2 separate regions of the Homo sapiens genome follow, and region 1 is linked to region 2. Evidence: read pairs that join two places in POLR2A ChIA-PET (ENCODE). Cell type or tissue: Panc1. All regions are shown on one strand.

Region 1 (5,000 bases), 120 kb after region 2:
GCTCCTCCACGGTCTGGCAGTCCCCTATTCTTCTGGACCACTTACTAGTGAGGCATAATGTGTTCATGCGTGTTTAGGCAATACGTCTATTTTCTTTAGCAAACCGCTTTTAAATATTGACTTTTTTCCAGTCAATTTAAAAGTGTTTCACATGTCACACAAATTAACCTTTATCTAATTTTTTTGTTGTTGTTTTTTTAGACGGAGTCTTGCTCTGTCGCCCAGGCTGGAGTACAGTGGTGCGATCTTGGCTCACTGCAAGCTCCACCTCCCAGGTTTACACCATTCTCCTGCCTCAGCCTCCCAAGTAGCTGGGACTACAGGTGCCCGCCACCACGCCTGGCTAATTTTTTGTATTTTTAGTAGAGATGGGGTTTCACCGTGTTAGCCAGGATGGTCTCGATCTCCTGACCTCGTGATCCACCCGCCTTGGCCTCCCAGAGTGCTGGGATTACAGGCGTGAGCCACCACGCCTGGCCAATTCCTACTTACTTTCTATGACTCAGTATAACAGTCTTTGCTTCTGGTTAAAAAAATTGTACCTGGCCTGGCAAGTAGCTCACACCTGTAATCCCAGCACTTTGGGAAGCCAAGGCAGCTGGATCACCTGAGGTCAGGTGTTTGAGACCAGCCTGGCCAACATGGCAAAACCCCATCTTTACCAAAAATACAAAAATTAGCTGGGCATGGTGGGGCATGCCTGGAATCCCAGCTACTAGGGAGGCTGAGGCAGGAGAATTGCTTGAACCTGGGAGAGGGAGGCTGCAGTGAGCCAAGATCATGCCACTGTACTCCAGCCTGGACGACAGAGCAAGACTCCATCTCAAAAAAAACAAAAAAATTGTACCTGGACACACACACACACACACACACACACACACACAAATAAAATCTCTATTTTTATACTTATTTACTTTTATTATTCCATTATTAATTTACTTTTTGTCAAAGCACTCATTATACCATATTGTAGTTGCCTATTTACCTATATATTTCTATCAGTTTGAATTGGAAACTTCCAAGTCCTAATATGTGATATACTTCTGGTAAATAGAATAAATTAATTAATTTTGGCCTGGGCGCGGTGGCTCACACCTGTAATCCCAGCACCTAGGGAAGCTGAGGCGGGTGGATCACTTGAGGTCAGGAGTTTGAGACCAGCCTAGCCAATATGGTGACACGACATCTCTAATAAAAATACAAAAATCAGCAGGGCATAGTGGTGCACACCTATAATCTCAGCTACTTGGGAGGCTGAGGCACGAGAGTCGCTTGAATTTGGAAGGTGGAGGTCGCAGTGAGCCAAGATCGCCTCCCTGCACTCCAACCTGGGTAACAGAGCAAGACTCGGTCTCAAAAAAGAAAAAAAAATTTTTTTAATGTAATACTTACTGAGTTTGCTCTCTACCAGATGACTTGCTAGGCACTAAAAATGACACAAAATAAATCTCAGTTCCTGCCTGAATTTACTTACAATTTTACTGATGATGTTTAAGAAAAAATCAAGTTAAATGAGGGTCAATAGCCATCCAAAGAGTTCCTTAAAATTCCATGCCCAGCTGGGCGTGGTGGCTCACGCCTGTAATCCTAGCACTTTGGGAGGCCGAGGAGGGCAGATCATCTGAGGCTGGGAGTTTGAGACCAGCCTGACCAACATGGAGAAACCCCATCTCTACTAAAAATACAAAATTAGCTGGGCGTGGTGGCTCATGCCTGCAATCCCAGCTACTCAGGAAGGCTGACGCAAGAGAATCGCTTGAACCCCGGAGGCAGAGATTGCAGTGAGCCGAGATCATGCCACTGCACTCCAGCCTGGGCAACAAGAGCGAAACTCAGTCTCAAAAAATAAAAATAAAAAATAAAAATAAATTCCATGCCCAAATGTGAATCTGATAGCAAAATAAGCTGTATTGTTTAATGCATTAAAATAAAATATAAGCTTGAAATGCCAGGCACAGAAAATGATAGCAAGTCACCAAATATAGTATCTTTCTTCAAGTTAGTACCTCATTTACACCCATCTCACATCTTACATCCATCTCTAGAAACAACAATCACAAACTGTCTAGAAGTTCATTCATTTTTAAATACTTTGGATACTTACTTGGAGATCGCCCAAATTTTTAAATGACACAATTCTTTAATGGAAAGCATAAGAGATCTCCTTACTTGGTACATGTGTTCTGATCCAACTTTCCTAGAACGCCTGTTCAATTTCAAACAAGTTTCATTAAATATTGAAATATTGAAACTTCCATCATCTTCTAAGAGATCAACTTCTAAAAGACAAGAGAGAGAGTTATAGACAGCTTGCACCATCTTAGCAAAATGCATCATGGCTGAGTACAAGTGAAACTCTGACACCTTAAGAGAGCCAATTGGGTGTTTAACAGGAATAATATTAAAACTGGCATCAGCAGACTTAGCTTCAAGTCCTGGCTCTCCAGCTTCTCAATTGTAATTACCTTAGCTAAGTCACTGAACCTCAGTCTCCTTGTTTGTAAAATCAAGTAATTCAGCTTGCTTTTCTTATGTCATAGGCTGCTTAATCAAATGAAATATTTAAAAATTGCTATAAATTAATAAAGAAAGCTGTGATATTTTTAGAAAGTTAATCCTATCGCTTGGATCGTCCATAGGAAAATGTCATGAAGGTAAGCATAGCAGTAGCCAGAAAGTCTGAGAATAAGGAAAACGGCAAATAAAAATCAAAGGCTATAGATTTAAACTCTCAGAGCAAGTGCTTTCCAACCTAGAAAATAACCAGAAAGTAGATGACCAAGCAAGAGGAAATTTGCTTTCACAGCAGACAGTATTTCAAGAGCTACTCAGCTGAGTACTAAGGCAATAAAATAATCAGAAAGCAGACTTGTTTTAACCATTGTACAGAAAAAAGTCATTTCATACCTCCTGCAGTCTAATTCATTCTTACAATGTTCTATTTTCTTAATATAGTTTAGAAGGATAGATTTATTACTAATGAATTAAAGAAATAACAGAGAGTCAGGAATAATATCAGTGATTTTCAAGAAAAAGCAAATTTCCCAACAAACAAGACTGCATGTTTTCTACCAATGAGAAAGGTGTAAATGTCTACCAGAGAGAAGCTATTTTATAACTACCTTTTATATGTGTATTTCTCCCGTGGGAGTTTCTGCTACCTAAGAATGAGAACAATAAATTATTTTAGTCAAGATCAGAATTGTCCACAGCATTTTCAATATCACTGACATATTCAGCACAAGGCAGCCAGCTGGGGAAAATATTCCTGCCTATAATTGGAAAGTGTAGAAAGATGGTTATGAGAGAGAATTTGAAGACCTATCATATGTGCTCTCCTTTGTCTTCACAACTTTTATTTTAAAGATTTCATAAGGACATCAGAAATAAAAATGGTCACATGTATGCATGTGATTGTGAGGAATACCAAGTGTCTGCATGTAAGAAATGCATGTATGTAAGAAATACCACATAAAGCTTCTGTCTCTGTACAGGCAGAACAGAAGCAGAAGTACTGTCTGCACAGTTCACATCTCAATGTGATTTTCACGTAAGATAGTCATTATCATCTGAATTCAGGGGAAGATGGCAATGTGAACAAAGGCATCTGGCTCCCACTTCCCACGCCCAAGCCTGACAGAAGTGATGGAGAATAAGTAAAAATGGGTCAAAATTTGCATCTGGGTTGGAAAGAAGGGTCGGTTGCCATACACAAGGCGGAAACATGAAGACATTTCAGCTTAGCACAGTATGGAAGAGCCGGGGCTAAAGAAAGACCCTAAGACCTACTATGCAACCTGGCTTCCAAGCAAAGGAATGTAGTCACAAAGTTTCAAAAGAAAGAACTGGAGGAGAACTAGAGCCCATGGAAAAATCAAGACAGGTCACAAGACAAATCAATGACCCATGCTCCATCTGGAGCCATTTAGCCCAGTGGTTCCCAAACTGCACATCAGAATCACCCAGACATCAGCAGATTTGAAGTAATGCTTCAACGTCTGTATTTTTTTAAGAGTTCGCCTGACAATTCTTCTTCTTCTCTCTCTTTTTTTAAACAGGGTCTCACTCTGTCACCCAGACTACACTGCAACCTCCACCTCCCGGGCTCAAGCAATCCTCCCACCTCAGCCTCCTGAGTAGCTAGGACTACGGGCATGCACCACCAAGCCCAGCTAATTTTGGGGGTTTCTTTTGTAGAAATAGGGTTTCACCATGTCCCCAGGCTGGTTTCAAACTCCTAGACTCAAGCCAACCACCTGCCTCAGTCTCCCAAAGTGCTGGGATTACAGGCATGAACCACCACGCCCCTAACCTCACCAGGCAATCTGATAGGCAACAAGGTATATATTAAAAAAAAATAGTATATATACTACTATTGCTACTGCTAATAATAATAATAGTAATAATAATAATAATAGTCCTTCTTTAGCCCACTGTAGATTAGTAATGGGGAAGGACTTCGAAGTAGAGGCCTCAGGACCTGAAGGTACCATCTGGCAGAGAGCCTGGGTTGACAGAAGGGGCTTGCCTCTTTCCTGCCTTGGTAGGCTGTAATGCCATAAAGAAGCCAGGCCCAAAGCCAACAGCTTCACCAATCATAGCAAAATGCTCAGAAATAAAGCACGGGGTGGTGGGCTTTCTCACAGCTGCTGCCCAAAGGACACTGGGTCACCCAACCAGCAGTAAATCCTTCATACTGAGATCTGACATAAACATACTAACATTATCCAATGAAAAGGAGGATCAAAGGGAAGGCCATCCATTTTATTATGAAGGAAATATCAGACCTAGACAGAACTTTTATCTTCCAAGGATAAGTAATCCAGAATGGGGGGGAAAAACTGCAAAATGATTCTACAAAGAAGGAGAGGGAAGGAAAGGAAAATTGTGCTCGGCAGGCAAAGAATGAGCATATTTATAAAAAAGAAAATATTGAGCAAAAGAATGGTAAAATTAGGCAGCATCTGTTTCATACGGTTCAATAAAAATTTTAAAAATAG
Region 2 (5,000 bases):
ACTTGTTAATCTTTTTGTTAATTAAAAGATTTAGAGATTTCATATTATAATCTGTGAATTTCTGACTTCTCTGGAAAAAAATATCAGAAGATCTGGCAATTAGGGTTCATGCTTGCAAGGACAGGTGTGCTTCTGATGGCCTCAGTCCACATGGGTTTTCTCCTGCTCTGAAAATTAGGGTTGGTTTTTCTTCACTCGCACTCATATACACCACCTGCCTGGCCCCCAAGGCACTTGAATCTGTGTCCCTTTGAAAGGTGACACTCAAAGATGATCATCCCTGGAGGTACAAAAGTTTAACAACGGGATGTTACTCAGAGATTGCAAAGTGTCCACCTGGGGTGAGGGAACTGTCACCTGCCTTCATTTCATCTTTATATCCACTGTAGGATGTAGATGCTAAGAAGAGCTTGGGGTCAGGAGTGGGCTGGTTCATCTTGGTCTTAACTTTCTGCTGGGGTCTAGAAAGGATAGGTTTGGTTCCTTTCTATGCTTAAGAGCAGATGTCCTGCCAACGCTTTACCATTTAATGTGAGACCGACCATATATGGAAAGTGCCTGCCTTGGTGGCTGGCACAGTCACAGTAAGCACTCAATACACACTTGATGACAAGGATTATTGTTGTTGTTACCATCATTAACCCTTGATTTCCTGCCACTCAACCAGCTCCCAGCAAGATAGATTTCCAAAACCCTTGCCTTTCTCTCATCCTGACCCATTAGTGGCCACCTCCCTTGCCCTCCTCCTCCCAACCCCTTCCTAATGTCTGGACCCATTCGTTTGCAGCCCTGAGCTCACTCCTTAACAAATGACACTGCCCCTTTGGCCCTGACTTCTGGCTTCCCCTCCTCTACCAGGACTAGCACATCCACCCCTGGCTGCACTGCTTCTGGCTGTGCAGGGCAACCACTCAGACTGTCTATTCTTGCCTTTGCCCTAAAATGTGGGCTCTTGTAGGCACTGTCTTCAGCTCCTACATGGGATGAGGACTTCAGAGCGCAGAAGTCGACAGGCTCCCATGATTGTGTCAAGGCAAGAGTCAAGACCCACTGGAGGGCAGGGACCATGTCTGCATCTGTCTTTTTCACTGCTGCATCCTCACGGCTCAGGACACTCCCTGGTACAAAGCAGATGCTTAATAAATACTCATTGGATGGACAAATGAATGGATGGACAGATGAATGAATGAATGAATGAATACACAAATGAATCAGATCAGAGATCAGAGAGGAAAAAACTGCTTACGTTTTTAACACGTAGATGTGTTGCTTTTTGTGATCTTTTCTACTTCTCTTTAGTGAGTAGCAATAAAATCAGTAAGGAGAAGAGGGTCTGTGTGTTGGTTTTCTGGAGGAGGAAGATGGGAAGATTTCCCTCTGCCCTGTGATCAGGCTCTGAATGGGGAGAGTTGTCCCAGGACACAGAGCAAGTGGTGATAGCATGTGATGGAGGGAGGAAAGGAACACCTGCAGCATAGGGAGGAAAGGAACATAGAGCTGGCTGGAGACTGAGAAACCACTACTTGTTCTATGTCCTGAGAGAGAGGGGGGTTGAGCAGGAGAAAGGGCTGCTGGGGTTTTCCACCTGCAGGCACCACGGCTGAAAGGCCTCCTGCCCAGGTCCTACCTCTGACTCAGTACCGACCTTAGGTAAGGCCCTTTCCCCATTTATGGCCAAGTCAGAAGATGTGGCCCAGTCTGAGGTTATCAAAAGGCAGAAGCCTCATGAATACACCTGGTTATTAGCTCTGGCAGTGTAAAACCAACAGCAGCACCAACCACATGGTGTGAGCTTCCTCCTCCACTTCTCTGTTCAGTTTCTCTTCCTGCCTGTTTTCTCTGCTGGGTGGGCAGTTCAGAAGGCTTGGGCCTACCATGCCCCAAACAGAAGAGGCTGCTTTCCTTCCCTTCTGAGCAGCCACAGCAGTGTGAACCCAGATGTGTATCTGTCACCTTTTCCTCACTCCCATCCCGAGCCCATGTGTCCCATGAAAATGAGCCATGAACCCCCCTTTGGACGGTGGGAAACTTGATGACAGGTCCAGGTCCCCGATTTGCAAAACAAATTGCCTCTTCTCTTTCTTCCAGCCCATGCGTCTCTCTTTGGGCAAAAGTTAATTCTCACCAACCTCTATCAACCTCCTCGGGTTGACTTCGCTATGCTTTTTCTGGAAATTTGTGCTTCCCCATTTCTTAGAGCACAGCAAACTTGGGGTGCCCTGAAGGCTGAGACAGGGGCAGGGTGTGAGCAGCACTGGGCCTCTAAGGATGCTCCTCCTTGTACATTCCTGCCACATTGTGGGGACACAATCCCCATCAGCGTGATGATGTCATAATTGGGGTGGGCGAGATAGGGAAGTTCATTGCCTGTTGCATCCTTCCTGGCACCATCTTGGGACTCTTCCCACTCATTTGCTACTCAGGATCCAGGGTTTTCCCAGACCAAGACACAGAGGATCAGATGTTCAGCCATACCTACTCCCTTGTGGAGGTGCCAATCATAACTAAGGTGTACTGAGCATTGACCTTGTTTAACCAGACATTGTTGTATCAAACACTTTATCTTCATTAACTCGTTTGATGCTCATAACAATCCTACAAGGCTTGTCACATTATTCTTTTCACCTTTAAAATGAAAAAAAAAAAAAAAAAAAAACAAGCTTAGGAAGGTAATTTGCCCAAAGTTACCCAGCCACTAAGTGGTAGAGGCCCCACACACCCCTCCCACCATGACCACATCTTCTTTTTTTTTTTTTTTTTTTTTTTACAGAGTGATAGAGTCTCACTCTCACTCTGTCACCCAGGCTGGAGAGCAGTGGTGTGATCTCGGCTCACTGCAACCTCTGCTTCCCAGGTTCAAGTGATTCTCCTGCCTTGGCCTCCTGAGTAGCTGAGATTACAGGCATGCACAACCACGCCTGGCTAATTTTTGTATTTTTAGTAGAGACAGGGTTTCACCATGTTGGCCAGGCTGGTCTCGAACTCCCGACGTCAGGTGATCCACCCACCTCGGCCTCCCAAAGTGCTGGGATTACAGGTGCGAGCCACCGTGCCCAGCCAGCCACATCCTCTTATAAAGTGGAGGGGTGGAGGAAGGAAGGAGGTCTCTACAAGGGTTTCCTTTTGGGTCTAACGATTAGTGAGCCCTCTCTAGGGAAGGAAAACCAACATCTGTGCAGAACTTCAGGCTGGTGAGGAAGATGTTGATCCCAATTAGAATCTGGCATCTGGCACTTGCAATAAATACCAGGGCACCTGCTTGTGTCCGCAGAATCACCCCAGCCTTTGTGCCAGAAAGAAAACACTCTTCACTGGATCCTCAAAGGAGTCCAGTCTCTGGCCCAGCTCTCAGGGAGCTCATGGTCTGGTGGAGGTAATGAACTCCTCTCCCTCACTCCACGTCTCCCTAATTCACACCTCCTTCCTCTGAAAAGACTCCCTTCCAGGCCTTGACTAAAAGGGTCCCTGTCCTGAAGAACAACCACTGAGCTACAGACTCAAGGAACAAGTCCTCATGATCCATCAGTCCCCTGTCCCCCCGTCAGCCTTGATACCATATGACCTCAACCACTCTGCCTCCAGGGAACTCACAGGTCACCTGAAACTGATACCACCTGGCTGAACTCCGCCCTCCAGTTTATGTGCCTGTATGAAGTCTGATTTGACTGCAACAAGCCTTTTGACTAAAATTGGGATGTATATGTGTGCAGACTGCACATATCAATTCTCGGAAGTTTTTTTTTTTTTTTCTCTCGGCTGGGCGAGGTGGCTTATACCCGTAATCCCAGCACTTTGGGAGACTGAGGTGGGTGGATCACTTGAGGTCAGGAGTTCAAGACCAGCCTGGTCAACATGATGAAACCCCATCTCTACTAAAATACAAAAATGAGCTGGGTGTGGTGGCGGGTGCCTGTAATCCCAGCTACTCGGGAGGCTGAAGCAGGAGAATCGCTTGAACCTGGGAAGCAGAGGTTGCAATGAGCCGAGATCGCACCAATGCACTCCAGCCTGGGCAACAGAGTGAGACTCCATCTCAAAAAAAAAAAAAAAAGAAGTTTTTTTCTTGTGGCAGAGCAAGAGTGGAAAATATTGTGTATTTTAAAAGTCAGCTTTATTCCCCGTTTTAAAATCCTGAGACCTAAACTTTTGTTCCTACGCAGTCAAACCTTTAACCTCCACTTCCTGTGTTCTTTAGCCTTCTTCAATAGAAAAGCTGCTAGCGAATTGCCCCCATGCACTACACACAGGTTTATTTTTTCTATGTAAAGTATGTCCTTGTGGTTTGAGATGCCTTATGAAGATGGAACTGACTGACCTCACTGATGGCCTGAATGTGGAGAGTGAGAGAAAGGGAGGAATCAGGAATGATACTGAGATTTTTGGCCTGAGCTTATGGATATAAAAAGGATTAATGGAAGGGAGTTTCCAGTAAGCAACTCACAATTCCACTTCCTGAAAAAGGAGTACTCTATCCAAGAAATTATAAGCGGGAAACTTGGGAAGGATTCCCCATCTCCTTAATATGGAGGAGAGGTCAGGAGGCAGGGGCAGGCTGTGAGACTCTTGGGACCCGCTGTGCTTGTGTCACTTTTTTTTTTTTTTTTTTTTGATACGGAGTCTGGCTCTGTTGCAGAGGCTGGAGTGCAGTGGCGCGATCTCGGCTCATTGCAACCTCCACCTCCCGGGTTCAAGTGATTCTCCTGCCTCAACCTCCCAAGTAGCTGGGACTACAGGCACCTGCCACCACACCAAGCTAATTTTTCTTATATTTTTGGTAGAGATGGGGCTTCACTATGTTGGCCAGGCTGGTCTCAAACTCCTGACCTCAGGAGATCCGCCTGCCTTGGCCTCCCAAAGTGTTGGGATTACAGGCATGAGCCGCGGCGCCCGGCCTTCTGTCACCTTTTGCTAATGCAGATCAATAGCGGTCAGGAGCAGTTTCCGTGGTAGGAAAAGATTCTGGGGTGCAGAGGAGGCAGAGGCCCCCGGAAGGAAGCTGC

Evidence for each region. Peaks named below come from ENCODE experiments on the same cell type or tissue, not always from the same donor. Only the 100,000 strongest peaks of a DNase experiment are listed, where the experiment ranks them.
Region 1: POLR2A ChIA-PET joins it to region 2 with 14 read pairs; 2 of 35 experiments call an interaction of 5 or more read pairs at or near these places.

Annotation. Positions count from the first base shown.
Region 1 is chr9:112,100,007-112,105,006 of GRCh38, forward strand. SUSD1 (sushi domain containing 1) reads right to left here. Exons shown (of 17, transcript NM_022486.5): 9 at 2,170-2,279. Among named protein-coding and RNA genes, the nearest start is that of LINC02977, 62 kb to the left of the region's middle. In Panc1, no CTCF peak of the experiment used is centred here; no DNase peak of the experiment used is centred here.
Region 2 is chr9:111,981,940-111,986,939 of GRCh38, forward strand. No RefSeq gene overlaps it. Among named protein-coding and RNA genes, the nearest start is that of MIR4668, 52 kb to the left of the region's middle. RefSeq lists enhancers at 1,540-1,599, 1,900-1,999, 3,330-3,679. In Panc1, no CTCF peak of the experiment used is centred here; no DNase peak of the experiment used is centred here; H3K27ac peaks cover 2,537 bases.